Linked DNA regions of Homo sapiens: region 2 is linked to region 1. Evidence: chromatin loops called from intact Hi-C (ENCODE). Cell type or tissue: heart left ventricle. All regions are shown on one strand. Each heading gives the region's core, and the rest is flanking DNA. Links, peaks and the distances in the headings are about the cores only.

Evidence for each region. A loop is a pair of places that touch in the nucleus more often than their neighbours do. Peaks named below come from ENCODE experiments on the same cell type or tissue, not always from the same donor. Only the 100,000 strongest peaks of a DNase experiment are listed, where the experiment ranks them.
Region 2: a loop joins it to region 1, with 2.0 times the contacts of the local background. A loop is called at or near these places in 5 of 110 quality-filtered maps.

What each region holds. Positions count from the first base shown.
Region 1 is chr3:106,185,579-106,201,715 of GRCh38, forward strand. It overlaps LOC105374027 (a long non-coding RNA gene), which reads left to right. Exons shown (of 3, transcript XR_924311.3): 3 at 8,222-11,283. LOC107986110 (a long non-coding RNA gene) reads right to left here and starts at 5,690. Exons shown (of 2, transcript XR_001740838.3): 1 at 3,612-5,690; 2 at 1,317-2,946. In heart left ventricle, for the core only: no CTCF peak of the experiment used is centred there; no DNase peak of the experiment used is centred there.
Region 2 is chr3:106,128,192-106,144,328 of GRCh38, forward strand. No RefSeq gene overlaps it. Among named protein-coding and RNA genes, the nearest start is that of CBLB, 270 kb to the left of the region's middle. In heart left ventricle, for the core only: no CTCF peak of the experiment used is centred there; a DNase peak (open chromatin) is centred at 7,850.

The DNA of each region.
Region 1 (16,137 bases), core at 6,775-11,774:
TCCCTGATTCTTGTCAAGGGGATAAAGTGTCGGGCAAAGCAAGCTTAAGGGTTTTGCCTTTCAAAGGAGATTTCTTCAAATTTAGAAAATGAAAACATTTTTCAGGAGGGGACCACTAAACCATGAAACTATATAGCTTGGGCATCAGCAATTTAAGTTTGAAATAAAACAGTGTTTAAATTTCAGTTTTGACACTTCTGGGTTTTATAACCATGGGTAAATGACTTCAATCTCTTTTGAATTCTTTGTCTGAAAAGAAATAGGAATAGCAATAGTAGCTATCTCTGTTGAGAGTTGAGAATACGGGGAAACTAGGTATGATGCCTATTTAACCCATAACAAAACGTCAATAGTCAGTAAGGCTGATAATTTGCAGAAAGAGTATCTGACTTGTACCCCTTTAAATAATAACATTTGGGACCACAAAAGTCACTTGCTGGTGAGACTGCCCACCATACCAGTTATAGATTGTCATAACTTCAAGGAATCTTAGAGGTCAGCCACTTCAAGGTACTTAGAAAAAGGTACCTGGCTTATCAGCCAGATAAACCAATTTTTCCACGGCCACATAGGAGTTGAGAGATTGAGTCATGTCTCTAACAGGAACTTCTTACTGCAGTTCTAATTTTTTTCACTTGTAGTTCTAATTCTGTTCACTTCACTGAGAATTCTTGAGTGTATAGGGAGCTGATGATGACAACTTTCATTTTGAAGTAAAGTATTCGTAATCCTTAAAATGTGTATTTTGCTTAAGATTTAATGTTAAGACTCAAATTCTCCATTTCATTTAAACATTTATTGGTTTGGTGTTCACTGAGCATCATTTTTGTTAATTTCAAAATAGTATCATTCATGAGAAACAAAATAAGTTTATGAAATTACTCCCTTTTCTAAACCTAAATTTTGTTGAAGAGCAGAGATGAGGTCCAATTCTACAGACACAGACCCATACACACACCCTCCAACCCCCTACACACAATGTAACACATGAATATTCCAACTCTAGAAAGCATGCTGTTGCAAGTTGCTATTTGAGTTCAGGAAAGAAAGAAATTAATATATGTTTTTGTAGTTATTGTTTTCGTGCATTCTGAAGCACATTTTGAAGTCCAAATAAAAGATATCTGTTGAGTGGATCCAACCTTTAGAAAATAGGTTCGCAAACTTTTTCTATAAAGGGGCAGTTATAAATATTTTAGGCTTTGTATAAGTCAAGAGACAAAATTTTAAAAATCATCTAGGTACTTACATAATTAGAGAAAATCAATTTTTATTATTTTTATTGGCAAAATTTAAAATATAATAAGGACACCATATTTTTGAAATACATTTTTATTACTGAGAAAAAAATGAATTATTTTATGAAGGATAACATTTTTTGTAACTGAGATTCAAAATAATATTTCTTATCCCCAAATTGATTGTGAGCATTTATCTATTAAAAACCATTCTCAGCTCACAGACCCTTCAAAAACAGCCTGGAGAAGAATGATAAAGCGATGAACCAAAGTTAGTTCACCAAGGGAAATGAATGTTATCAAGAAGATCAATGATTGACTCTGGAAAAAAATTCAGAAAAAGAAAATTTTTACAAAAAGAGAGGGCAAAGAAGACACAGAATTAACATATAATAAGATAGCTTCAATAAATTGCACACAAGAAATTCAAGGACTAAATTGCACTAAGTCACAGATTACAACATAATTTCTGAATCTTGCCTTTTATTATAGTTCCTTTCTTTTTAAAATATATATCCTTTATCACATTCAAATATTTTCCTTCAATCCAGGATTAAGAGTGATAAAGTTTCTGGAAGTGAATGTTGCAGAATCAAGCTGGAAAAAGAATGTCATCTTAGTTAATATTTGGGGCAGAGTGAATTATAAGAAAATACTACTGTCTTTGAACTTTATACGGAAGCTTGTGTGTGGAGAGGATGAAAATATGTAATTCCAAATTATGCCTGTTTGGCATAAGGATTATTCTGAGCTGAAGACAATTGAGAGAAAGAAGTTCTCTGCTCTGCTCCTATTTGTCTACCAGCAAAGCACAAATTCCCATTGTGATGGTGTCCCTTCTCCTTCCCCTGACCAGAAAAAGGAGAAAAACCGTTCTTACCACTGAGATTAGTCTGTGTAAACAAACCTTACTAAATAACTCCTATATACCATTAGTTTCCCTCATGTATTTTCCTTCCCATGGTTTATCACCCTTGGAAGCCTAAAACCATCTTAAAAAAAATCTAGTCACTTCTCTACACTCACCACCCTTTGTTAAAGATATAACTCCTCAAGTCTAATTGCTTCTTCAGGCTTTCACTTCTTTTCTCTGGAACTACATTGCATATGAAATTTAAAATAAAATGTCTATGACTCTTCTCCTGTTAATCTGTATTTTGCCAGTTTAATTCACAAGTTCCAGTTACTAAACCTAAGAAATTAGAGGGAAAACTTTTGCTCTCCTATATGTCCTTGCAAGTAATAAACAAAATATAGCAGATTCAAATATAATACCTATAGAAACCTCTTTCACTATTGTAATTTGAGGACTGAGGGTAAGGGGCAATTGTTGCATGATTCAGGCCAAATCTTCAAGAGGTAACCACAGAACACCACAATTTTGCCATTTATTGAAAATTCTAGTCTCTTGGTTGTCTGCACTTTCCTTTCTTAGCTTTATTTTCTATATACCATTTTTTTGTTAATCTGAGCAACAAACATTTTTTATTTCCCCAACCCTGTAATTTTAAGAAAACTCTTTCTAACAAAAGCCTCATTAAGATAGGATGCCTCCAAACATCTACACATCATATTTTTCTTTCGGTAAAAATGTGTTGTGATGTGAACAGGACTTGAATTTTATTGCCAAGTAAAGCTGGCTGTGAATCCAGGATCCATCATGAATCTGTTGAGTGACTTTGGACAAATTTTCCAATGCTTTTCCAATCTGAAAAAGAAAAGAAAATCTGATGTAAAGTCTTAATTCCCTAGGTTATTATAATTAAATAAGATAATGTGCATAATAAATGACATGTACATTTGTATATATACACACACGTATATAATAAATTTGTAAGGCAATTTTGAAAATGAGACTATGCCTTTTTATCTTTTAAAATGCATATAATGTGATATAAATTATAATATTTAAAAATATATATATTCAGAAATCAAATACTAAAAATGAAGTTGTCCTGATAGAGGACTATATCAGGCATTTGCCTAAGGATATTCTAAGAATTTATTTGTCCATTTACTCTATTACATTGGAAATGCTACAAGTCTAAGAACCTCTGCTTCAACCAGATTTTTTCCTCCTAAAAGGAAAACTGGTGATCTCAGGTGGCATGTATAAAGTTTTATATTAAAAGGAAATGTCATATATTCTCACTAGCTCTATTATTCCATTACACAATATCATTATAGAATTGCTATCTTAGTCCAATTTGGCTGCTATAAAAATACCATAATTGGGAAACTTATAAATCACAGAAATGTATTTCTCTCAGTTCTGGAGACTTGGAAGTTTAAGATCAAGGCATAGGCAGATTCAGTGTCTGATGAGGGCCCTCTTTATGGTTCACAGATGATACCCTCTCACTATATCCTCACCTGGTAGAAGGGACAAAAGGTCTCTCCAGGGCATCTTTTATAACGGCACTGACCCCATTCCTGAGTGTTCTGCCTTCATGATATAATGGCCTCTCAAAGGCCCCACCTCCTAAAACCATCACATTGATTATTTGTTTTCAACATATAAATTTTGGGACAGCATAGACATTCAGACCATAGCATTTAGTGAAAAAGGGAGAACAGTCACCCAGATGGTCATTCTTAACAGACCACCATTCTAATTTTTTATGTGGGTGCTGGTTTAAAAGGGAGTGGGTATATAGGAAACTCCATAGTAAATTTGAATACGCAATTCTGGTTTCCATTTTTTTTTTATTTCACAGCTGGTGCTGGCCTTACATAATCTTTATTGCTAAATAATTACTTTGCAAATTGAAAATAACATTGACCACCTCCTAACGCCTTCAGAAATTTTTTGGATTATAGATATGGTGATAAAGATCAGAGATATTATATAAATTCTAAGTATCAACATTATAAAAGATGAAATTTTATTCTCTCCTTTCAACCAGCTATTTTCTGCACTTTAAAAAATAGGTATATTTACATTGCTAACTACCAAGCAAACTCCTTTCCAATTCAGCATTTCTCGTTTCTTACTATTTCTTTGTTGGGTGTCTGTTCTTATTTCAATAAAACAATTAAACAAAGTTCCATTCCCTCTAGGCACTGATAAGATTTTGCCCAATTACTGAGATATTTCTCTTTAAAACCTTAAATTCACTTACGTGGAGTGATTATTTTATGAGCTCTATTAAATCTAAAAGGACATCCTCATCCTAAGTGTCTAGTAGTATTAGCAAGGGTTGGCAAACTATTCAGGAGATAATTGACTCTACAGTTTATTCTGTCCCAACAAATGTAGGTACACAACAAATGTGTGACAGTTTATTCTGTCGTAACAATGTAGGTATGCATTGAAGGTGTAGGCTTGGTTGTGGCGGGAGTGAGGGATCTCTGTGCATTTCCTGGTTCCTTGAAAATAACTTGAAGTCATTAAGACAATATAAGAGGTACAACAGAGAGAAAAGTGTATTTCCTTTTTGATGCAGGGCTATGCATCTTAGAGCTCTTTGTACCCTGTGCTTTTGTTCCACTTTCCCCTTCTGTCCAAAATGCTCTCAGCTCATTTCCCCTCTTAGCCAAGATTGCTTGGCTAGAGCAAATAAAAGGGAAATCAGGAAAAACTGTAGAAAGCTTTCTCAGTCTTCTTCTACCTCCACCCCTGATTTTTGCTTCTGTCCTTCATGATTCTCTATCATGACAAGTATCTGTGCAATTGCATAATGACTGCTTCATGTGAGTCCATAAAATCAGACATTCCTTTATTCAGCACATCGTTATTAAGTGCCTGCTATGTGAAGTAATCAGCAAAATCTGGACTTTCCAACGATATTAACCATGTGTTTTCATAGGCACAAAAGACTACTGACCACTGTAAATGAGACCAGCACCTAGGGTTGATGTCCAGTGGTTAGGATTGACTGACAGTGTGGGGCCATCAACAATTTTTTGCCCCATCACCTCATGCATTCAGAATGGTTTGTTGACCACAGAGAAGTATCTGTTAAACTTTTCTCCCCATTGTGCAAAACTTAGTGACCCATGCAAATATCAAATCATCAATGCTTGATATAGGATCTAATCAATTGATACAACTAGCCCAGATACCTTTATATATTATATGTTAATCTCTCTAATAATCTGAAGCACTCATCTTCCATTTAGACTGACTTATCTCCCATTCTCTTTTTCCTCTGCCTCTTCTCCTTATTAAATATATTTACATGAAAATAGAGTTTGGATCCCTTGTGATCTTAGCTTTGCTTTTGACAGAATTACTCTCTTGTGAAACAATAATACTCTCCTAATGAGTTGATATGATGTCAAAGACATTATCTAAAACAATTGAAATTCAACAAATGGAAAAATATTGATTTGAGGAAGTGCTCTGGAGAATTCCAGATGTTGGGTTCATAAATTGAGAAGTCATTTTATCTTTTCCAAAAATTCAATGCACTTGCTTTTCCATGTTATGCTATTTAGACTAAGGTAGTAGCAGCAAAACTTAAAAATCAAATGCTAAAATAAATATAGAATTGCTTAAGCACTGATTTCAAGCATGTCACAACACTTTTTTGCACTTCAGAGGCTGAGCTTAGCAAAATAATTGTGGTATGCATTACATTCTGTTATCATAATTTTACTCAGTTATTTTCATGGGGAAAATGGGAATTACTAAAAATCTACTTCGATGACTAATGTGCAGGCTTTCCCTGAATTATCACTCTTAAGCACATTTTCTTAGAAGCACATATTCCCCAACTATTGTAACATGAAAGGTAGACATTTAGTAGAAAAACAAGACAGGAAAAGAAATAATGCCTTATTTTATTTATTCCACTGGAACAGGGAGCCATTTAAATATACGAATGTAAAGCATCTCTTCAGAGCCTGCTATTGGTAATTGTTTCTGTCTTTAAGTGATGGGCTATTTAAAGTGCAACAGTCATGCACTCACCAGTCTAACTTATATTGCAAGATATTATAAATATATTAGTCTCATAGAATACAAAATTTACAATCAAAACCCCTTGAGGTTTTAGTGAAGAAAGAGAGAGAGGGGATGGTGACAACAGCCCAAGGTAAGGGTGCAAAATTACCTCCTGCAGTTGCTCTAATGGATTCAAGGCAGTAATTATGTAAAAGAGGGTGGGAAATACATTTGCTAATAGTGTAGTGGAAACAGAGCCCCTACATCTACAATCTCAATTACAAGGACAGGCACAGAAGTAGACAAGGACCTAAGAAATCAGTCTGAAAGATACTAAAATTTCCCTTTGATATAGGTACCCCAGAAATCCCTTGGCAGTGTTGGTGGGGGTGAGTAACAACAACAACAAAACCGAAATTTGTAGATATTCTCAATACGGAAAAAGCAACTAGGAGGTTTTAGGTTGATGTTAGAAGCTTCTGAAACTGTAAATACTCCGAAACTATCTTTTGTTTTATGTTTTTATAGGTTGAAATAAAGACAAAGTAATAAAGAAGTAAAGACATCAAGCTAATTAAGAAAAGCAGAAATAGTTGCTTTGTTGCTATTTTTTTTTTTTTTTTTTTGTTTATAAGGCATAGACACTCATTCCTCATTTATAACAGGAAACATGATTTTATGGCAAAACCCACCAAGAACTGAGGAAACATAGATCCATTAGAAGTTGGGGAGATAAGGAAACTGTTCATTCTTCCCTAGCCTGTCTGCCATCAGCAACTTGGGAGTTCAGCATTTTCTGGTTTCAGGTCTCTGATGCCTCTGCTTCTCTTCTGTTTATCTTTAACTTTGTGTCTTTCTACTGTTTGGCTTCTGCTTTATCATTACTGCTGTTGGGGCATGGCCTCTGCTGAGTCCCTCGCAGGTATCCGGCTCTCTTCAATTATCTTTGTGCTATGACGGGACTCCACTGGAGAACATCAATCAGATCAGGGTGGGCCGGTCTCATCTCACAATAGGACATCTCTATTCTATAGAGTTTCCCTGCCAAGAAAACTCATTGGACGCTTTGGTTCTGGCAATAATTCCTGATCTAATCAGTTCTGACTGGGATGGCAGTGTGACATGGTACAGAGCACTGTTTCCTCAGAGTAAGGAAACTCTGGACTGTGGTTCACTTTGCTTCGAGAGCTCTTTCCCAGAGACACACGGCTCTCCCCCTCACTTCCTTCATGTCTTTGCTCAAATATTCTTTTTTCAGGAAGCTCTTCCCTGACCACCCTGTTTAAAATTTAGCTCCCCACCTTTCTAACACTAGCCTGTGCCCAGGAAGTCACTCTCTTTCCTTCCTTCTTCTACTTCATTTTTCTTCTGAATTTCTATGAACATTGGGTAAAGTATATAGTCTTCTCATTTACTTTGTATAATGTCTGTTTCCCTCCATTAGAATATAAACTCCGCAAGTACAGGGATATTTTCTTTTCCTATACTGGCTCTTTTTCTACTATTGGGTACCCAGAGCCTAGGATAGTGCCTGACATATGGTAGCCATCCAAGAAAAACTTAACGACTAAAAGTGATTTCACTGACAAGGTGCTGTAGCAAAATTAAAGATGATGCTAACATTGTAAAATATTGACTACCACTCCAGTATGGTGTAGCAAACCTACAGATCAACTAGTCCAAATAAGAGGGGGAGGAAGAAGTCCACAAAAGAAAATTTCCAGAAAACAAAACTCAGAGCAATATCTGATTAAATATAAAATTTTTGGGGTGGAAAGAAATTGAATGTATGATAAAGATAGTGCAAAAAATAAAAGCAAAGAATTAGAAACTTTGGGGAAGATTATAAAGGAAAAGAGGCATAATCAAAATATATTAGTAGGTATTGCAAAGCAAAATAATTCTATAGATGGTGGTGGAAAGACAGCAAGATGGCTCACAATTATTCTTGTCTCCTAGTACTCATGGTTTTGTGTCATCTCCTTCCCTTGAGGCAAGAACTGTGATTTGCTTCTAACCAATAAAAAATGGCAAAAGTAACAGGATGCTATTTCCATGGTTATATCACATAAGATTGTAATGTCTGTCTTGTCAGCTGACTCTATCCCATCCTGGCTTTGATGAAGTAAGCTGCTGTGATGCAAACTGCTCTCTGGAGAGGTGACAAACCTAAGGCAGGCTTTGGACAATACCTAGGAAGAAACTGAGACCCTCAGTCCTACAACCTGCAAAGAACCAAATTCTGCCAACAACCAAACAACCATATGAGCTTGAAAGCAGATTCTTCCTGAGCTGAGCCTTGACAGAAGAATACATCTCATACCTAAGTCTTGATTGCAGCCAGATGAGAGACTCTGAAGCAGAGGATTCAGCTACTCTGTGCCCAGACTCCTGACTCACAGAAACTGTGAGCTAACAATGTATGGTATTTTAAGCCACCAAGTTTGCGGTAATTTGTTATGAGCAGTAGATAACTAACATGCTGCTACAATAATTTCGATACTTTTCATTAATTTATGTCTTTGAGAATCAGTCTACAGACAGAATACAAAGAAGAATGGATATGAAAATGCAACAGTATTTTAAGTCTTTTCAAACTCAGCGTCGTGAAAGTAAGAAATTGGGGTGTGGAGTGGATGTGGGAAGTAGAGAAGAAATGGTAGGTAATAGTGCTTATAGGTTCATTTTATAATGTGAGGAGTCAGCTTTATGTAACAAGGAATAAAGGCGTAGATCTATTATGTAAATTTACAAAAGGAAAAAAGTGGGTGAAGTAAAAATATTATGAATAAAGAAGATGGGATACTTTGAGTGAACCAAAGTAGCATTTCTCAGGGAAGGAAGTTAATAGAATGCTACATGATAAAGCAATATGGTAGAAACCTGTTAGTGAGATAGCTGGAAGTAACTAGCAGTAGAAACAACGACTAGAGTTGAAAGTAGTTGCCTCTTGTCATAAGAGAATGAAGCAATAGGGTGTTAATTTTCATTTTCCCTATAAACTAGGTCATTTGAAACCTTATATATATTTTACTTTAAAAATTATAATGAAAATAAATACACAAAATGTGAATTATATTATTTAAATCATAAATTAGAAACAAAGAGTATTTGTTATTTATTCCAAAATATCAATTCTGGCTTTCTGGCTCACTGACATTTTCAGGATTCTCCCCTGCTTTCTAAATATTTTTTTGCCTTATTTTTCAATTTTGCTGATGATACAAATAATACATGTTCACCTTAAATAATTTTAAAAAGTGTAAAGACATTGTAACTAATATATAATATCTGACATTCTACCATTGTGGAATAATTACCATTGACATTTTGGTGAATATTTTTTCTTGCTTCTATTTCTGCACCCTTAAAACATACTGCTAAGTCTAGTCTCGAACTCCTGGTTTTGACATCTACCAGCCTTATTTTTAATCTCATTTTCATTAATGGGATTATATCATAATATCACTTTTAATATTGGATAGAATACTCTTCCTCACTTCATATTTTCCATCTCTGCTTGTATATTTATTTTGCATTTCTAAGAAATTATGCATATTAATAGACAGTTGTGTGTTGATTTCTCTATTGTTTCATGATTGTATAATTGAGGTAATGCATGCAGATAGTCGATCTAAATTTCTATTACTGAATATAAAAATTTATTAGTGAAGCAAATTAAATACTATATTAATATATATCTACATATAATTCCATGTAAAGACAATTTGTGGCTAAGAAGAAATTATTCTATGCATATATGTAAATTAATACACAGGTACACTCACATACACACCATCTCCTTGACCTGAAAGACAGCAGTCTCAACCATCTGAAAGATTGCAATCAATCAGGAGGGAGGCCATTACGATTATCATCTATTCCAATAAATATCATAAAATTTGTATACTTTATTTAGATCCCATTAAGTTTCATTTTATCTACATTTATTTTAGGCACAATTCTAATAAACTTGGTTATATGATTTCAAGCATATTAAAAGCAAAATCTTGAAGATGGTTATAATAGAATACTATACCCACCATATACAACCTATCAATTAGCATAGGAATTTGACTCTAATTAATGTTAGGGCTTATACTCCTGAATGATCTTTGAAAATCTGAGAGCCCATTAAAAAGAACTGATGTTCAAATGATGATCCCATGTCATCAAGGAAAGGTTACATTATCTTCAGCTTCTTTTGCTTAAAAAGAAAATCAATGAAAAGTTTAAAATGATTTCAGAAAAATTTGAATTCAAAGGACTGGCATTTAACCAAAGTTCTTGTTGCTTTAATTTATAACTATCTTGTCATCACCATCACCAGTAAAAGCAGCAGCCACAGCAGCATCATAATTTTTATGACCCTTTTAAAGCATCTATTTGCAAGGTATGCTGGAAGCTACTTAACATTTTAGCTGAATTAATCCAACAACAACCTTAGAAAGATATTGTTATGCTTATGTTCAGATAAAAAACAGGTTAAAAAAATGATAAGAAATGATGGAGTTCACTTTGGGATACACTGAGTTTGAGGTGCCATAAAGAGACATTCAGGAGATTTCAATAGGCAAGAAAGAAAGAAGGAAAGAAAGAAAGAGAAAGAAAGAAAGAAAGAAAGAAAGAAAGAAAAGAAAGAAAAGAGGTGACTTGCCTAAGTTCTAGGCTTCTGCAGTAAATTTTTTTTTTATTTTTTAATTTCTAATTTTTGTGGGTACATAGTAGGTGTACATATTTATGGGGTGTATGAGATGTTTTGATACAGGCATGCAATGTAAAATAATAAACTTATGGAAAATGGAGTAACCATCCCCTCAAGCACATATCCTTTGTGTAACAAACAATCCAATTATACTCTGTTATTTTAAAATGTACAATTACGTTTTATTGATTATAGTCACCTTGTTGTGCTATCAGACACTAGGCCTTATTCATTCATTCTAACTATTTTTTGTACCCATTATCCCTCCCCAACTCCCCTTCACTACCTTTCCCAGTCATTGGTAACCATCTTTCTACTCCCTATCTCCATAGGTTCAATTGTTTTGATTTTTAGATCCCACAAATAAATGAAACCATGTGATGTTTGTCTTTGTGCCTGGATTATTTCACTTAACATAATAAACTCCAGTTTCATCTGTGTTGTTGCAAATACATGGATCTCATTCTTGTTTATGGCTGAATAGTACTCCATTGTGTGTAAGCACCACATTTCCTTTATCCTGCAGTTAATTTGAATGTATGTTTACTTTCTGAGCCTATGCTTGCTCCTCTGTTCACTCTTTAGTTTCCTTCATATCTATGGATTCAATGAACATATTTATTCAGAGAACATACACATTTATATTTCTATTAAAGACTGCTCCTCTAAACTCTAGATTCATATGTCTGATGCCTATTGAAATCTCCTGAATGTCTCTTTATGGCACCTCAAACTCAGTGTATCCCAAAGTGAACTCCGTTAACGCCTGGTTCGCTCCCAGTGTCACTTATCTCAGTGACTAGCATCACCATCCATCCTGTTACACAAAGCAGGAGATCAGGAGTCAGTCTGGACAGTCCTGACAATCCCCCATTCCTCAGATTTCTTATCCAACCCACCACCAAGTTACATCAAATAGTACCTTCTTAACATATCTTCTTCGTCTTCACCACCACCACCTCCCACAGTCTAAGCTGCCATAATCAATTCCTTGCTCAACTATAATTGCCTATTCACGGGTATACCTTTTCCTATTCTAGTCTCCTTGAGGCTTAAGATTTTACTAGAGTGATCTTTTCTTAAAACGTTTTTAATCATGTCACATCTTAAAGCATATTTAATCATGGCGTATGTCTGATTAAACAAACCTTCCCACTGCTCTTAGGATAAAGGCAAAACGTGTACTCACAGCCTACAAGGCCCAAATGATGTTGGCTCTGCCGACTCCTCTAGTCTTATTTCTCACCACACTTTCTCTATCTTTGTTCTCAAGCTGCCTGGCTCTTCCTTTCAGTCCCTTTTCTTTATCTTGCTCTCTCTCACCACAGGATATGTTTTCCTTTAGTGTGGCCAGCATCTATCTTCTTTCTTTATCTGGTTAACATTTGTCTTTCTTTAATTTCAACACAGTGCTCTTTTTCTCATGGGAGCCTTCCTTGATCTTCCTGACTAGGTCAAATTCCCTGTACAGACTTTCATAGCACACATACTTCTTTTTTGTTTCACTTGCCGCATTTGAAATTTTACATTTATTTGTATGATTATTTTATGTATGTCACTCCTGTTAGGTTGTAAAATTTATGAAAGAGGGACATTCTGTTGTTACTCACCATTGCAACCTGTGTCTCTGATACTACCTAACTCATCATGGAAAGTGCCCAATACTGAATGTTGTTGAAAGAACCAAACTCTAAGAATGCTACACTACTTATTTTAAAAACTTTGTTCTCTGAGCACTCCAAAGTGGCAGATTCAATGAGTGTGCACACCTGACTATAGAGCAGGCAATATTGATGAATTGTTAAGAGGATTGTTCATCTCAATCAGATACTAGGAAAAAAAGCTATAGAGAAGGCAAGAAAATGAGAAACTCATCTGCTAGGATCATAGCCACACGTCGGTGTCCATGGGGGATTGGTTCCAGGACTGTCCGAGGATACTAAAATCTGCTCATGTTGATGTTCTGCACTTGTCCTTGTGGAACTTGTGAACAGGAAAAGTCAGCCCTCTCTATCCACAGGCTTCACATTCCCAGAATACTGTATTTTCAATCTGCATTTTGTTGCCAACGCAGGACTCATCAATTTGGAGAGTCAACTATATTTATTTTAAGAAATCTGGCCGGGCACGGTGGCTCACGCCTGTAATCCCAGCATTTTGGGAGGCTGAGGCGGGCCGATTGCTTGAGCTCAGGAGTTCGCGACCAGCCTGGGCAACAAGGTGAAACCCCGTCTCTACTAAAATACAAAAAAATTATCCGGGCTTGGCGGCGGGCACCTGTAGTCCCAGCTAATTGGGAGGCTGAGGCAGGTGAACTGCTTGAGCCTGGGAGGCGGCGGTTGCAGTGAGCTGAGATTGCGCCACTGCACTCCAGCCTGGGCAACAGAGTGAGACTCTGTCTCAAAAAAAAAAAAAAAAAAAAGAAAAGAAATCTGTGTGTAAGCGGACTGTTGCAATTCAAACGCTATGTTGTTCAAGGATCAACTGTATATATGTCTTCCTTTCTTTAATTCCCAGTCAATTCGTAAGCTCAGTTTCCAAATCAGCTACTTAAGAGAACATGTGCCTTTTTTTGGCTGCTGTCTCAAAACATCATGTTTCAATTGGGAAACAGAGGGGAATTAAAGGCATCCAAATGCTCAACTTCTGGCTTTGATTAGATTATTCCTCGTTGTTCTATAAATAGTTATTTAAAAGCATAACAAGCAAGCACATGAAAAATAAATAAAACTGAAAACTAACTCTTTAAAGGCACAAGAGTTTGTCCAAACAAAATTGGTTAAATGAAAAAAAATTAAAAATTGACTCAACTCTCTGATATTCATGTCAAAATGTGAAACTTGTTTTTGTCTGAGGACATAAACATAAGTACTTACTTTAATTCAGAATAAAGTCTATGACAAGCGTGTTTCTCTTATATTTACAAATGCTATCAATTTATGAGCTGTGACTTGAGTGGATGGCAATGGAGAACATGCCAAGTGGATTGGCATAAATTTAATAATTTAATGCAAAGATGATTATATCGGTTTAGAATATTGAGTCAATTATTTAAGAAAATTTACAAATTGTAATCAAAGTGGTAAAAAAAAGTCTAGCGGTCTGATTAATTACTCCAATCTACTAATTAGGTAACTTTTAAATGTTCTCCAATGGCTTATGCAAACATGAAAAACATTCCAATTTCTGTTTCTTCTGTGTTCCAAACAATGCAATTATTGAAGCCTCAGTTCTAAATTTTCTTTATGTGATTGTAAGTTTACAGAGTAGACCTGAAAAACTCCTCTTTTAAAGTTATCCATACATTCTATTTTCTCTGTTTATAGGAAGATATTGTATGGTTGTGGATATTCCTGTGGACACAAGCTAGACAAGTGGGACCCACTAAACCTCTGGCTTGCGAACTTGGAGAATGAGGAAAAGAGGACATTTGTCACATCAAGAGAGCAAATTAAATGAGATAGCAGTTGAAAAAAAATCTGGCATGTATTAAGGATTCAATAAATATTAGCTTCTTTCCTTTCTTTTAAATATTAGTCTTGACAGATGATTGTATTAAAATGTAGAGACCCAGGAAAGGTGGCTCACACCTGTAATCTCAGCACTTTGGGAGGCCAAGGTGGACTGATCACTTGAGGTCAGAAGCTTGAGACTAGCCTGGCCAACATGGTGAAACCCCATTTCTACTAAAAAAAAAAATTAGCCAGGTGTGGTAGTGGGCACCTGTAATCCCAGCTACTCGGGAGACTGAGGCAGGAGAATCGTTTGAACCCAGGAGGCAGAGGTTGCAGTCAGCTGAGATTGTGCCACTGAACTCCAGCCTTGGTGACAGAGTGAGACTCCATCTCAAAAAAAAAAAAAGAATAAATACTAACTTCTTTTATATATGATTATGAGTCAACATTAAAAGCAACACTTCACAGGGATCAACCAAAAATATTTTACAAATTAACACCTACAAAGCATTTTTATCACTGTAATCAATTCATTTCTGTTACATGAAGAAAAAAGCTATTATTCATTAAAACATAATAAAGTGCTGCAGTTAGAGCAGTCATCCTCAGTCTGCATTCATTTTTCTTGCAGAAAAAACACTGATTCTCCTGAAGAACAGGAAAAAATTATATAAGTAGGCATAAAGGAAGGAAGAAATAAAAAGTATGAGGTGTTAGGTAATTTTATTCCTAGTACGTTCATTGTTTTTTTTTTCTCCCAGATCTTACTTCTTAATTTGACGCCAGAGATATTCTGTTTTTCACATTTGTGAAGAGAGAAAGGAAAAATAAAATTATTTCTACAGTATCAATAGTGTCCTGATACTAAAAAAGGCCATCATTACATCCTTTTTGGTGTGTATCATATTTCAAAAGCAAAGTGATCATTATTATGTCGAATCTTCTGTTATCCCCTGCTTTAAGACCTTAAATTCACTTCATATATGTGCATTTGTACCGTGAAAATGCACTCTAAACTTTTCAATATAAGTCAATATCAATACTATTATTTTCTTGCTTCATGCACCTCAAAATTAATACTGAAACATTACATTCTGCTTAGTGCCTCTCTGATGTTCAGTGTTTCACTTGTAAAAAAAAAAAAGCTACCAAAGACATAAAAGTAAAGAAAAAGGAAGCAGAGAAATAAAAGAAAAAGTGTTAAGCTATGTGTGTGTGTGTGTGTGTGTGTGTGTGTGTGTAGTTAGAATCTGATTCAGCTATAAGGAGAATAAGAAAATCATAGAAATAAACAAAAACTCAAGAATTTAATCAAGTGCCAAATCCACCTTGTAGGGTGATATTGTTTGGATCTATGCCCCACCCAAATCTCATGATCAATTGTAATCTCGTGTTGGAGGTGGGGCCTGGTGGAATTCATGATTGGATCTTGGAAGCAGTTTCTCATGAATAGCTTATCATCCCCTCAGTGCTGTTCTCACGATTATGAGTGAGTGAGTTATCGTGAGATCTGGTTGTTTAAAAGTGTGTAGTATCTCCCCACTGTCTTCCTCCTGTTCCAGCCATGTTACATGTGCCTGCTTCCCCTTCACCTTCCACCATGATTTTAACTTTCTCGAGGCTTCCCCAGAAGCAGAAGCTGCTACGCTTCCTGTACGGCTTGCAGAACTATAAGCCAATTAAACCTCTTTTCTTTATAAATTACCCTATCTCAGGTATTTCTTTACAGCAATGCTAGAATGGACTAACACACAGGGCCACAAATTTTTAACTCCAATTCTATAAATAAGTATAATCTTATATCTAAACATCAGTATTAAAATAGACTTTTGTTGAATTTTAGTGTAAATA
Region 2 (16,137 bases), core at 5,889-10,888, 58 kb before region 1:
ATTATCACCTTTCTTGTGTCTCTCCACATTTCCCTCCCAGATGCTCTCAGCCACTTATGGCTTCATTCATGATGATATATTTACATCTTCAACCAAGACTCCTCTTCTGAGCTTCTAACAAGTATATGCAACTATTAATTTAACAAATCTACTCCAATTAAATGGTATAAAGGTACTCTCAAGATTTTCACTTTTGATTCCCTCTTCAATGAATAGCACCAGTGCTTGCCCACTTTCTCATGTCAGAAACCTGGGCACCAGCTTTGTGGCCTCTTTCTTCTTAATATCTGCTCAATCACCTAAGCTTGTTAAGAATCTTCCAATGTATATCTTCCCTAACACAAGCTACCAACACATCTCATCCTGGTTTCCTTCAAAAGTCTCCTAAATGATATATGTTTACCTATTTACCTGCTTCCAGTCTATTCTCCAGATAGTTATTAGAATAATTGTTTATTTTAAAAAGACTAATCTAATCTTATCACTCCACCACTTAACACTTTTATATATCTCCCCATGACTCTTAGATTAAATTCTATTGGACTTTTATAAAACTAACAGTCCTTACCCTGGTCCTAAAGTCTTATATGACCTTTTCCTTGTTTATCTCTTAGGCCGCATATCCTAAAAATCTCCCACTTTCTCACTAGTGCTTCATTCTTCAGGACTAACTTTTGGTTGTTTAGCTGTCTGAGTTCTTCTTGCACTGGAATAATGACTCAATTTAAAGCTTTTTCTCCCATCCATTTGCTCTTAACTTGGCACATTCTTCATCATTCTTTTGCATTAATTTTAGCTATAACTTCCTCAGAGAAACTGTACTGTTCATCTATACCAATTTAAGGCTATCATGTTTTATCTTTCAGTATATCTAATACATAATTAGCTTCATAGTTTATATAACAAACTGAAATAATTAACTGTGTAACAATGTGTTTAATTTTTGTGTCCCTCACTGAAATCTGAACAGAGTTTGATCTAGATCTTTCTTATTCACTACTCTATCCCTAATACTTTATCTCCCTATATTTCCACTGTATTTACAATACTGTATTTTCACTACATTTAGTATCATGCCTTTCTGCAGGTCTCAATACATAGCTTTTGAATAAATAAATGAATGTAAAAATGGATGAATGAATGAATGAGTAAAATTATCATCATGATACTTAAAAAAATGGTGGTCTAAATGTTTCAAAACACAAAAGCCTTGTAGTTATACCAAGTATGAATAACCAGTGTTAAAGAATTATGTTCATTGTATTGTTGTTTGATTACCTCTAAGGTCAAAACAAAGCTTTTGATACCAACTAAAGTGTACTCCCTTAGATCGTTAGCTATAGACAAGCATAACCCTTTGGGAAGCAATTTGGCAACGGATTTTAAGAGATGTGCAAATAAATATGCTCCCTGGCTGAATAATCCTACTTGTAAGTATCCTTATAAGCCTGAAGACCACAGCAAGATTTCATCCTAGAAAATCTAAATTTGGAAACAACCCAGATGTCTGAAAATAGAAAACTGGTAAAATAGATTGCAATACATCTTTTTTCCAATGGAATAAATTAAAATTAAATACTTCAAATATGCACACAAAATGATTATAGCTTTAGAAAATATGCATGTGCAAAAATGCAGAATTATATTCATACAAAGTATTATAGTTAACTGGTTAGGTTGGTGAAGAGGTTAAGGGAGATTATTTCACTCTATTTGCCAAACTGTAATTTTGTTTCTGTAACTGGATTTATGTTTAAATCTATTTAACTTTTTACCTGGCAGGTCTGTATTATCTGTCCTTGGTTTTAATTTCTTGCAATTTCATAAGCCACATGACAGAAAGTGAAGTTGTATTCATTTTTCTCTATTCTAACATACATCATCTAAAACAGTTCAGTGATACTACAGAGTGGATTGCCCTAGAATATGGTAAATATTCTAATGGAAGTATGAAGAGAAACACCCAAAAAAGAGTGCTCGTGCCCCTTGAGTAATGAGAAACCTGGGAAAAAACGTCAAACAGGAAATATTTTTTAGAAGAAGTAAGGATGGCTAAGATGGTGGAAGATTTTCTGAGGAATTTTGAGCATATTTATTTTACTTTCTCTTTCTTCTTAATAGCAATATTTTTTCAGGATATTTTCTGGAAAAGTTGAGAATTTGATGAGCCCATACAGTGGGAGGGATTAAGATTGACATAATAGGAACACATGTGATTCAATTGCCCAGGACATTTTTGTTTTATTTTAAGTAGATATTTTTTTTCCTCCCAAATCAGAGATACATTCTTCTTTAACAAGAGAATTGAAGCCAATTCTGAAATTTTAATTCAAACCCTTAAAGTTACACAAGAACCAGAAGAAAAGCATTAAAAAATTCCAGAAAGAGAAATGTCTTTCAATTATTTCCTAGACTTTGATGACTCAGGAAGAATTGTGTGTGAGAAAAAAAAAATGTAAAGGTCATGTTTAACATTCAGATATAAACAGAGCAATTCCTTTCTTTAAGGATACTTTTAAACAAATACTTGAAATAAAACTTATTGCTTAAAATTTTCTATTAAATTATGATGGTAATTCTTATATAAGTGAGAGACTGATAACTATTTTTATTTTTCTAATTGACTAGATTTCCAGGAAATGTCAGTCCATCGTCTTTCTCATTTGTCAGTCTGACCTACATTAGACTTTTTTTTCTTCTTTAAATATTCATCTGCTTAAAATGTTAAGAAAATTACTCATGGTTTCTTGGAAAGCTTCCCCACCCCCTCCCATTCTCATCAGATATAGCAGGAATTCTCAGGAAGTGCCTCCTACAGCCAGATCTGCCTTCTTCAGGCACATTTTCTCCTGCACTGAGCCTGCTGCAGTGGGTTACCATCTCACAAAGATATTTTTTGCAGTTTGTCTCGACAAGTTTATCCACTTGCAACCCAACACTTGATACCAAGCCAAGGGGCATCACTTTGTACATATTTAGTGCATGTAAGGGTGCAGCTGCATAGTGCATTTGACTTTTAAGGAATACATCCATTGGATTTACAGCGACATATTTTCTTAGACTGCTGGTTCAGCCGACTCAGCACAGTGCAAGGACTGTAAGACATAACAATTCCATGCTAGCTCACAGGCCCCCAGAGTGCACAGAGACTTTCTTTAAACTCCTAAGGCAAGCACTGGGATGTTATAAAACTTCAGAGCGAAGTCTTTTCTCAAGGAAACTGATTCTTCACACTGGGATAGTGTATGCTTATCCACAGTGGTGAAATTCTTGAATTTAGACTAGAAATTGGATTATAAACTGCCTCTGGGCAGGTAGCAGCAGCTTTAATCATTTAGGCCAGATGCTTCCATCCCGGAGGAATAACTGCTGAATAAGTGAGAAAAGGAAGTTTATTTCCCAAGCTGTCCTCTTCTGTCTCATGTAAACCTCTCTCTCTCTCTCTCTCTCTCTCTCTCTCTCTCTCTCTGTTTTTTCATTAGCTAGTCGTCTAGGGAACAAGAGTCCTATCAAGAGAATTTGCCAAAGCTAAGCCCAAGAATAAAAGCTTATTTGGCAACACTGGATATCATAAGCATACATTTTTTTAAAAGTTTTAAAATATTTTCTGTGAGAAACCAATTTTTGTGAATTCAAATGATTTTATAATTACTTTCCAACATAAAAAATACATTTACAGCGTGGCCAAAAAATATCTGTTCTTAAAATATTGACATATTTTCTAAATACATTTTATGAGCCTTCAGACATTTTCTGGTACACTGTGAGAACTCTAATAAAAGCACAAGTGCTCCAGATGTCTTACTATTTGTTTAAAAATTTTTAAATGGTAAAAAAAAAATATATAAAAAAAGAGCAGTAAAGGCAATCGATATTTGTGTAAAATATTAGTTTCATCTGCCCAAGGCTTTAAGAGATTTCAAAGACTGCTGTGTGCACATGTATGTGAATATTCTGAAACAAAATTTAAGAATCTTCCTGAATTAAGTAGAAATAATGGTTAAGTCTTTTTTAAAATGTTAAATTACAGGGGATTTTTTTTTGTTGAGGAAGTCCATTATATGTATTTTCCACTCACAAACAAAACACCAAACTTGAACTTTACTTTTTTTCTTGACCCTTAGACATGTGATAAAATATTTTGGGTACAATATTCGTCATTCTCAAAGTCAGGTACAATCTTCACAAGACCTCCTATGATGGAAGGAAAAGAATAATCAACTCAATGTAGTTTGGTTTTTAGTTTCCTAACATTTTTTCTTTAAAGTTCACATTTGTAGTAGGAGATAAATGAGCTCTAAACCACTCTGGTGGTATTTGTTAATTACTTGTTAAAAATATCTTTAACTGAAACGAGTTGTTGAGAAATTTTGTTGGGATGAATTTTTAGAATTTAGAATAATAAATCTTTCATTTCATCTGTCTGAGTTATGAGCTCACACTCAGAAATTTACAGACTTCTTTCTAGTCCTTTGCTTTCTGGGATTTTCCAGCACTAGACAATGACACAGTGGGAAGAAACACTAGCTGTGAGTTCAGTGAGCTGACCCAATAAGATTAAAATTGCTTTAAACAAAATGCTAAGAAAAACAAGCGTTGTCAATTTTGATCTAATGTTCATGTTCTGCCATCATGTAGCTGTGGGATCTTAGGCGAGCTACCTTGATTTTCTGGGATTTAATTTTCTCATCTGTAAGTAAGATGTTTGATTAGATTAATTCTTTCAAGCCTTTATATTTTAAGGTAAGGAAGCATATTCTATAAAACTGATGAAATCAAGAGTTCCATATTGGGAAGATTCCATAGGTTGGAAGATGTAGAAACCAGTTTACTTAAAATTTCACTTCTTCAAAAAATTACTCTGCCCTGTGAGGGATTTCTTTAGATCACAGTTTGAAAACTATTGGGCCAGATATTCTCCAAACCCCCTACCACCTCAAATATTCTGTGATTCTAGATGCTATTCCAGAGGTATGTAAAAATTTGGAATTTAGAGTTCAAATAGACTTCAGAATTTATTAACTCAATATCCTCATTTTAAAGATATTAAAATTAAGAACCAATTTTATCAAGTTCCTAAAAGTTAGATCCTTAAACCTAGCACTTTCTAAACACACTGGAGCCAGATTAACCAGAATGGATTCCCTAGATTGCCAGGATTTTTTCTAAAAGGAAGAAATGATAGAAGTCAGCTACTCCCTCACCTGCATACATTGTTCAAATTTGTTTTATCTGTAGGCTTGTGGTTTAAGATTATGCAGAGGAAGAGAACATAAAGGGTAAGTCTGAGAAAGTGGATTATGCCATGGGGTATCCTCACCTGAAAGACTCAAAGAAAGTATATTAATTTTATGGCTCCATTGAAGCATTGATTGGATCTGTTTGGAGAAGTGTGAGACCTCCAGATTCAACTGGAACCCAAAATAATCTTGAGGTTCTATTATTCAAATCACTCCACCCACGTTTGGACTTTTCTTAACAAAGGCACTATTGAAATAATTATTGTGAGTTTATAGCAGAAGGGTTTTTATTCCAGAATATTCTGTATGTACAAACGGTATATTTCCCTTTTAGATTTTTTTTCAATATGGCACTACTTTCTTGGAAAGAACAAAGTCTGAGGCTTTACAGATAAGAAGTAGCTGTGAGAATTTCTACTGTGAGGTGCTAAAGTGAAAAACAGAAAGCAATTGCATTGGTGAGCTTTCCTAGAGTTGTGTCCTGGAGTGATTGAGATAGCTCTGTAAGTCATGCACCACTCCTAAACTATATTTATGTGTGATTTCTTCTTCTTCTTCTTTTTTCTTTTTTGTATACCCTACCTTAAACTGGGAGTTAAGAAACTAGGTTTCTAATCTTAGTTCCTACCTAAGCTCACGGTGTGGCCCTGGGCAAATCAATTAACTTTTGTCACCTTATTTAGACATAACATCAATATGCTAAAACTCGAAAAACAGACATTTTCAAAGTGACTTGAACACTACGGCCAAAAAGATATTACTTTGGAGAAATCATATGTTCAAAGAATTTCAATGATTATTGGCAAGAAATGGTGAATTTCACTGGTGATGTCTGCCAGTAAGCTGGTTCTATTTTGGAGGACGTGATAAGATGTAACAATAAATTTGGAAGTAAGTGGCCCCAGTGAGAAAATTACATTTCAAACATTTCTTCTGGACTCACTAATGGAACACAAAGTATGTCAGTAGAGACTAAAAATGTAAAGGTAGTTTGAAAAATATTTAACCTTGAAGAAGAATAAATTTATTATGTTTCTAGGAGTGTTCTAGGAAAATATTGTCTAATCAGAATAGTGAAATGCTGGAATCACTTCTTTTTTAATTGGTTTACTAACCCATGTCTTCAATAGGTCTCCTTAAGAGCAAGGATTCAATCAGCTACAACCCTGAAGGTGATCTTTACACATATACCTTGCTTAGCACTTAGTGGCTACTCAATAAACGGTAATTCATTGAAATCTTGACATATTTTATTAACTTCACTGTGGAGTGGTAGTTGAGGGAAGAACAAAGCCATTTCATGATTTGGATAAGGGTTAGACAGGTAGAGCATGTAGGCATTGTTCTTGGCCAATAATAGAATTACCTAGTTATTGTTCAGAAAGGGAAAAGAGGGGGAAAAAATTGACCCTCAGGCTTTTTCATATATTATCTTCTTAAACAGGCAATTTATTACGAAATCTTTCTCAAGTCATAATGTATACAATTATACTCCTACTAATTTACAGATTTGTTTGCCTGAAATAGATGAAAATGTTCAGTCTTGAGTTCCTATTTTAAAAGACTGGAGGGAGGGCAAGATGGCTGACTAGATGTAGCCAGGTGGGACAGCTGCCACCAAGGGGCCAAGATCCAAGATGACTGGCGCACTCCTAACAGATCTTCAGAAGAAGGCACCGAGAGTGAACGGAGGGAAGACACAGAAGCTTGGCTGAAGTGGGAGAAAGCTGGGAACTCTACTTGGGGCTAATGTGCACCAGGACTTGTTCTGGCCCCCAACGACTCTGGAGGAACGAGTGAGTTGAACTGGCAAAGAGCAACTCGCTCTCACCGTGGGCCTCTGGAACCCTGGCAAGAGGAGACCCCTCAACCACCATGGACACTGGAGTTAAGAGAGAGAGCTGCTTATAGAAGTGGTAGGAGCAGCAAGCCAGCTGATGTGGAGCCCAGAGGGTTTAGGGTGAGAGCGCCTGTAGCAGAGCATGGCCAGGGAGGTCATACCCCTAGGCTTGACTGGCTCCCATAGGAGACTTTAGCCCTGGAGAAACTGTCAGACCTGAACTCTGCAGGGCCGTCTTTCCCCTCAGAGGGGGCAATCCGAACTGAACACCTCTTGGGCAACTGGCCTCTCTCAGGGCCCTAGCCTGGCCGCGACTGCTTGCAGGGGAAGTCTGGGGTGCCGTGGCTGCCACCTCATAGCCTCTCCGCTGGCGATCTTTGCCAGATCAGCGGAGGGCTCCAGCAGGGCGGCCCCCATGGCTACGCACCTGCCCCTCAGGCTCCCTCCGCACACTGCAGCCTCCCCTGGGCCCACAGCAACTTCCCGCATTGCATTTTTGGCACACGTCTGTGTGGGTGGGCTTTGCTTTCTTGCCTGGCCAGCAGGCAGGAGTGTAGTCCACTCATCCGCCCGCTGCTTACTGCCACTGCAGTCAGAGCCTTGGCGGGCAAAAAACCAGCCAGCCCGGTCCCCACCTGTGCCCCAGCCTTGCGCTAACACTGCCACAGGAGTAAAACTAGGCTCGGAGCAGAGCAGATCCTCCCCGGCCCTCAGCGATCACTCCTGCTTGTGGGGCACACGGCACACAGACCTGAGCCAGTCAGTGACCTGCCCCGAGCCAAGACCACAACCAGCCCAACTCGCAAACTGTTGCCAGCAGGTGTCCGCCACACTTTCCCAGCTGCACTGCCTCCACCACTACGTGAATACTGTCAGGGAGGCAGGCACCCCGGCACCCACTGGCACCCTGCTGCAGCAGAAACTACTGCTGCTGCTGGCACATGTGAACGAGGACGGACTCTGCAGTCACTACACTAGTAAACACTTTGGCTGACACCACCCATTGGAATGTAGTGACCAGCAATCTGGGAGCACCTCAGCCTCCCAAACTCAGTGGATTCCTAACTTCGAGGAGCCAGAGAACAAAGTTGGGGCCCCATACAAGTCCCCCAGAGTTACAGCACACAGTCCAAGAGTTGGGAGCTGAGCGCTGGCCCCCTAAAATCTTCCAGGAAAAAAGCCAGTTGGCTGAATCCACCTTATAAGCCTTCAAGGTCATCAAACAGGATAAGAGAAAAAAAAAAGCATCCAAAGATCAGCAACCTCAAAGATTGAAGGAACATAGGATACAAAGATGAGAAAGACCAGCGAAAGAACCCTGACAACTCAAAAAGCCAGAGAGGTGTCTTTCCTCTAAACAACTGCGTCAACTCTCCAGCATGGGTTGTGAACCAGGCTGAGATGGCTGAAATGACAGAAATAGAATTTGGAACGTGGATAGAAACAAAGATCATTGAGCTAAGGAAGTATGTTGAAACTGAACCTATGGAAGCTAAGAATAGTGATAAAGCGATGCAAGAGCAGACAGACGAAATAGCCAGTATAGAAAAGAATGTAACCTGATAGAGCTGAAAAACACACTACAAGAATTTTATAATACAATCACAAATATTAATAGCAGAAGAGACCAAGCAGAGGAAAGAATCTCAGAGTTTGAAGACTCTCATTCTGAAATAAGACAGCCAGACAAGAAAAAGGCACAAACAAATGGAAAAACATTCCATGCTCACGGGTAGAAAGAATTGTTAAATAGCTATACAGCCCAAAATAATTTACAGATTCAATGCTATTCCTATTAAACTACCAATGACATTCATCACAGAACTAGAGAAAACTAGTTTAAAATTCGTATGAAACCAACAGAAGGCCCAAATAGCCAAGTCAATCCTAAGCCAAACAAACAAACAAACAAAAAACACAAAAAACACAGCTGGAGACATCACACTAACCAACTTCACACTATACTACAGAGCTACAGTCACCAAAACAGCATGGTACTGATACAAAACAGACAAATAGACCCAAGGAACAGAATAGAAAACCCAGAAATAAGGCCACACACCTACAACTATCTGATTTTCTACAAAGCTGACAAAAACAAGCAATGGAAAAAGAACTCCCTGTTCAATAAATGGTGCTAGGATAACCAGCTAGCCATACGCAGAAGATTGAAACTGGACCCCATCCTTTGCCATATACAAAAATTAACTCAAGATCAATTAAAGACTTAAACGTAAAACCCAAAACTATAAAAACCCTGGAGGACAACCTAGGCAATACCATTCTGGACCTAGGAATGGGCAAAGATTTCATGACAAAGACTCCAAAATCAATTGCAGCAAAAGCAGAAATTGACAAATGGGATCTAATTAAACTTAAGAACTTCTGCACAGCAAAAGAATCTATTAACAGAGTGAACAGACAACCTACAGAATGGAAAGAAAATTGCAAACTACACATGTAATGAAAGTCTAATATCCAGCATTTTTCAAGAACTTAAACAAATTTACAAGAAAAAAAACAAACATCCCCATTAAAAAGTGGGCTCAAGACATAAACAGACACTTTTCAAAAGAAGACATACATGAGGCCAACAACAAGCATATGAAAAAGACTTAGGGCTGAGGAGTTTATCTCCCAGTGCAAGACAAGAAATGGGGATGTGAGGCCAGGTGTGGTGGCTCACACCTGTAATCCCAGCACTTTGGGAGGCCCAGGGGGTGGATCACTTGAGGCCAGGAGTTCAAGACCAGCCTGGCCAACACAGGGTGTTTCACAGGGTGTTTCACAGGGTGAAACCCTGTCTCTATTAAAAATACAAAAAAAAATCAGCCAGGCATGGTGGCAAGCGCCTGTAGTCCCAGCTATTCTGGAGGCTGAGACACAAGAATCACTTGAACCTTGAACCCAGGAGGCGGAGTTGCAGTGAGCCAATATTTCACCACTGCCCTCCAGCCTGAGTGACAGGGTGAGACTCTGTCTCATTAAAAAAAAAAAAAAAGAAAAGAAAAGAAAAGAAAGAAACGGGGGTGTGGTATTTTCAAATCTTTCTCATAGACCCTCTTTCTAGTACTGACTGGGCATCAATATATGTGGTTTTTAAACCTTTGGAGAAACAAAACATTAATAATATTCAGTGCATAGAAACTGCAGAAAACACAAAGAATTAATCATGCCTGGTGACTTGCCAAATTACCGATTTCTGTGGTTATATAAAGAGGATATTGGAATAAATGCTGTGAAAAACTCTAGAGAGGTCAGTTTTCATAAATAAGTCATAAACTCCATGGAGGTGTAGGAAACTGGCCAAATACTGCAAGCTACGCAATGCCCAAAGATAAACCTAATAAAGAGAAAGGGATTGGGAAGAAGAAATAAGGAGGGTCTACATTAAAGAATTCAGTACTGCGCTTGGGTACAGGAGGGATTTGGAAATAAGATTGTAGTTTGAGTTACTACAAATAAAGCTAAAAAAGAAAGCGTGCCAACAATTTAATAAAGCTAAAAAAGAAAGAGTGCCAAAAATTTAATAGTAATATCCCGCAAATTGAAGCAAGCAAAGGAACTATATCTCTTGGTTTCAAAATGGAAACAAACATAAAATCTCATTCTTTCACAATTACCTAAATAGGAATTTGCAATCAAAGTGCTATGATTCAGTTGAAATTAATCTTGCTTCATTAATGGAAGTACTAAGGCAGCAAAATAAGAGTGTAAAAGCTAAGGGAATATTTACTTAAGAGAACACCCTATATTAAGCTTTCATATTTTTTCCTTTTTAATGTAATTGTAGCAGCGAAACTAGATGGAATAATGCGTGCTATCACAACTCATTTCTATGTTTGTTTAAAAAGGTTACAATTAAATAAATTACTTGCTATACATGTTTATAATGACATTTTCATAGAATTATGGCTACAGAAGACCTTCGGTGTTTATCATCTGAGTCTGTTTATATGTGTTTGCCTCAAACATCTTTTACTGCAGTACATACTCTGAAAGGCTTCATGTTATGGATTTTTATACTATTTTATCATTCCTGAGTGATATGAAATATGATTTTTAGAAAAAATATATTTATATTAGGTTAGAATTATTAAAGATAGTGTTTAAGGTTTAGCATGAACTTTAATAATAGTTAGGAAACTATTTAACTTCAAAGTAATTATGTGAGAAAAAGCTTGACTTAATGATAAACTTTAAGATGGCATTGTATCAAATCTGACATTAGGGCCAAATATACATTAAAATAAAGATTATACTTTAATAAAGATTTTCAGTATTAAAAATGAACAAAGCTGACATTGTGAGCTGCTGTTTGTAATTCTTTTAGCTTACACTTAAAAGAACTTCAACTTTAAAATTTCTGTGCTCTGTTGATAACTGAGGAGATGAAAGAGGATTTCAGCCTTTTATTTACTTTCACTTTTCCACATGAAATATATTGTGGTTATGGATAGTCTTTATTTCCAAATGCGCTATGATCAGTACCATCTTTTATCTTTTTAATATATATTTTTAAATTACTACAGAAATTATTATACGGCATGTGATGGTCTTTATCTGAAGGATATAATTTATAGATATAATGAAGATCCCTGAGGTGAATTTGCAAAATAATCATTTATTGTTCAACATTAAGTGTTCCTTGTGATTATGGTCTTTAACTATCATCCATTAGGGTGTAAATTGTTCTAGCAGTGTTCAGCTGACTGATAAAGATACTGAGAGAGAGACGGAGAGAGAGAGAGAATGCAAGCATGAGAGAGAGAACAGCATGTTAATCAGATTCCTACTCCCTGTTGTGCATACTCAAAGTGCATTCTGAGGTCCTAAAAATCTGTTCAGTTATAAAGGGGAAAATAATTATTTTTTGTTTGAAAAATTGTATTGAAAAGGAACTCCACTACCAACTTAAATAATCACAAACTTTTGCAATATATTTGTGAATCTTCAGATATTTAAGAAGCACAGGTGAAAAAAATGGAATTTAGAGAAGTTTTTGAAAGGCAAAATGCACTGAACAATTAAAGATATGATTTTATTCAGGCTACTGCAGCCTGGAAAATGTGCATTAATGAGGAACAGCTAAAAGAAAAGGAAGAAGGACTGGAGTTTTATAGAGGCAAGTAAACAAGGGAGGTAACTTCAGTTCTTATAGGACTGCAGAGAATGCATGGAGATGGGTCTTACATTTAAGGGCAGAGTAATCTCTTATGATTTCCCAGAACATGAAAATATGAGGCAATTTCTTATCCATCACTACTTTCAAAGAGTACAAAAGTCAGGTGACATTCAACATTTTCATTCTCCCTGTTTCAAAGATAAACATCATTAATCACTGAACAACTGAGAGGTAGTCATAAACCTTAGTGGGGTGAATGAAGCAAGGCCTAAGATATAGTCTTTCAGGGATTCTTTTGACAGTGTCCTGTAAAACCAGTTAAACAACCCATTGAGGGATGGTGGCAAAGTTGAGTTGTTTTAGATACCTGAAGATTAGACATCTAAAAAAAGAGAGATCTAAAATGAAAAAGAAATATTAATATAAAACATTGTATTAGCGAGCCAGGAGCTGAACCACTTAGGGTAACAAATCCAGTGGATTCCAAGAAGTCAGAGGGTAAAAATCTTTTGGTTGTAAAGCAGTGTTCTTTGAGTTTCTCGTAGCTCTTGGGCTAGGCTGTCAATATTCTTGGTGATGTTGTCCACATCTCTTGCAGAAGGTCATACATGACCCAACCTTTTGGCTTGACTTTTTTTGCGTTCTAGTTAGAGACTTGCCCAGGAAGAAATCCAGCCCAGGCGTGGTCTACTGTGATGATAATATTTTGAAGTTAATATTTCAAGGCTTCTGTAGACTATGGGGAAATGAGCAGGATATAAGGCAATGAGAATCTGTGCATTCAGATTTTAGTTCTAAATGAGGCCAAGTCAGGAAAAAGGGAGATAAATTGAAAACATTAGTTTGAAAGGTTGTATTGAGTCAAGATTTCAAGTTACCCAAAGATCTTCGAGATTGTATTCAAACTTTTCTATGATAAAACGTAATTTATGATGAAAAAATTTTCTCAGAATAATGATTTAATTAGGTAAAACACAAATTTATACTCTTCGTAGTTTTAAACATTCAGGAGAACAAGGCCAGATGCAGTGGCTCAAGCCTATAGTCCCAGCACTTTGGGAGGCCAAAGTGGGAGGATCACTAATGCTACTTTATTTGTTCAGTAAATGTATGTAAGTTTAGGAAGAATATACTCAAGTAAAATAAAATTAGGTATACTATACTTGTGCTGAAAAATCAGAGAAAGCTTTTTTCACTAAACCAAAAATTTAAAACTAGTTTTGTTTGATGAAAACTTACTTGAATTATATTAACTTGAATTGTTAAAATAGTTCAAGGCTAGTTTCTATAATATCTTTTTTTTTGCACACTGAAACTATAAGATGTTCACTTTTCTTAGTTTCTGAGAATTTTAGGATTATTTAATTTATGTAAGTGCTTATTCCTTTCAAAGCCAATTAGAAAAGGATTCCTTTAATATAAAAGAGTTTGCAATCTAACTTATGAATACCATGTGGAATTAGGAAAATATTCCACCCAGTGAGAGGGAAAGGGCTTTATAAATTATAGACATATAAACATACTTTATACACACAGATGTAACTTCACTTCTAAAATTTTACTCATAAGTTGATCATAAACAGAAATACAAAATTTATATAAAAAAGCTGTTCTCTTTCTAGTGGGTCTGAATTCTTACTTGATTTGAGCTCATAATAGATACACAGAGATTTAAAAAACAGATTTTCTGTCATCTTTCACCCAGCAGAGACAAAATCTCTACAAACCATTCATTGGAGACCACCAAATGAGTGGTCAAATGGTTTATTTTTATTTTTTTAAAAAGAAGCCAGCATTAGAAATCAAGTGAGTGCTGAATAAAAATGAAATCAAATCCTTACCACACAACCAACAGACGAGACTACAGAGCACAAGACCAGATGTAGGACACACCATTGGGTCCCCGGACTGCCAGTTAGGAATGGAGCACCAAGGGACCAGAGAGGCCTCCTTATCAGGGTGGAGTAAATGGGGATCCGAAGGTGAGATCCAATCCCCTCTGAGTCTTGGCATCAAACTGTGAAAGACAAAATGCACGGGACAACTAGAAAAAAGATTTTATTCAGGTTATTGAAATAAAGACAACATTCATTCATGAGAAACAGCTTGACAAGAAAAGGAAAGGAGCCTGGGATTTTATAGAGGCGGGTAGAAAAGAGAGTCATTCAGGAGTCCCAATCTGAGGCACAGATAATTATAACTGTCCAAGTTCTCATCCTATTTAGTGGTCAACATGGATCCAGACCTCTAATTTCTAATAATTACTTCAGCCCTTTTTCTCAACCTTAAACATTTGTCCCTCAACAAGTCAAAATTAATGAAGTTTTCCCATAATTTGGAAAGGTAGGAAATAATAAACAGAAAAAAATAGTTGAAAAGTTTGAAAAGTGAAAGTACAGCTATGTCTCAAAGAAAGCATGATGATGGCTTTGGAGAATCTAATATTTCTTAGCCAATGATGGTGAGGTAGTTCCCTTTGGTGAAATGTGAACATTAGCCATTTCATAGTTCATTTCCTAAAGTCTAAGTATATGGATAAGGTCTATGCCTTTCCCACAGAGGTGTACAGGTAAGGTGTAATCAAGTTTGCTTACAAAATTTTTTTAAACTATGACCTTGGCAGAGATGTAGTTGTAATAGAAATTATATTCTGGAACTGTAAAAGCAACTAAATGTATAATTATTTGGCTGTTCTTCCTGCTCTTTCTCTGACTCTTCCCATATCTGGATCCTTCTTACTCATTGGATTTCAGGACAAAAAATGCTTTCTCAGAGATGGCTTTTGTGTTCATCTGTTTAAACGCAGTCCCCTTTCTTAGTCTTGTCATCTTCTAACAAATTACCATGTTTACTCATTGCTATGGTTTGGATATGGTTTGCTTGTCCCCACCAAATCTTATGTTGAAATAATGATCTCCAGAGTGGTGGTATTGGGAGGTGGGGCCTAGTGAGAGGTGTTGGCATCATGGGGGCAGATCCCTTGTAAATGGCTTGGTGCCATTCTCATGGGAGTGAATGAGTTCTTGCTCTTTTGAGACTGGGTTGCTTCTTGAGGGAAAGGGATTAGTCTCCCTCCGAGTGGGTTGTTATAAAGCCAGGACGCCCCTTGGCTTTGGTTTCTCTTCACATGTGCTCACTTCCCTTTCTACCTTCTCTGCCTTACGTGGCAGCATAAAGGCCCTCACATTAATCCGAGCAGATACCAATGCCGTGCTTCTTGTACAGCCTGCAGAACTGTGAGCCAAGTAAACCATTTTTCTCTATAAATTACCCAACCTCAGGTATTTCTTGATAGCAATACAAAATGAACTAAGACACTCATTAAAAGCAAATATCAAATCTCAACATTCTAAATGTTTTTCTTACTAGTTTGTAATTTGCCAACCCTCACTAGACTATAAGTTAAAATGGGGCAGAGACCTAGCCTATCTTATACATGGCTGCATCCCTAAGCACCTTATATGTGCTTCTTGAATGAATGAGTGAGTGAATAAATGAAGACAGGAGAGACCAGAGTGATTAGGTGATTTTCTCAACATAGCAAACCAGTATAACAGCTAGGTCTGGAACCAGGTTTTTAATTTTGTGTCCTGTGCTCTTTTCACTCTATTATATACTACTTCTTCTTTGTATGGATGTATATATATAAAATCAGGCAAGCAGCCAAAAATATACAAGATTCCTTTTCAATGAAACTCTGAAATACAACATTTAGGGCTACTCACTTCATTATTTAAAATTAAGAAGAAATTTTTTTAAAAAAAGCAAATCTGGAATGAGTTCAGAAGAAAAACAAGAGTCTTCTAGAGTCTAGAGAGAGTGATTTATGAGGAGAGACCAAAAGAATCTAACACAGCAGAGCAGAGTCTAGTTACTAGATGACTATCTCAGAATGCTGTCCAAACACAGAGAACAGAAAAAATACCCATTGA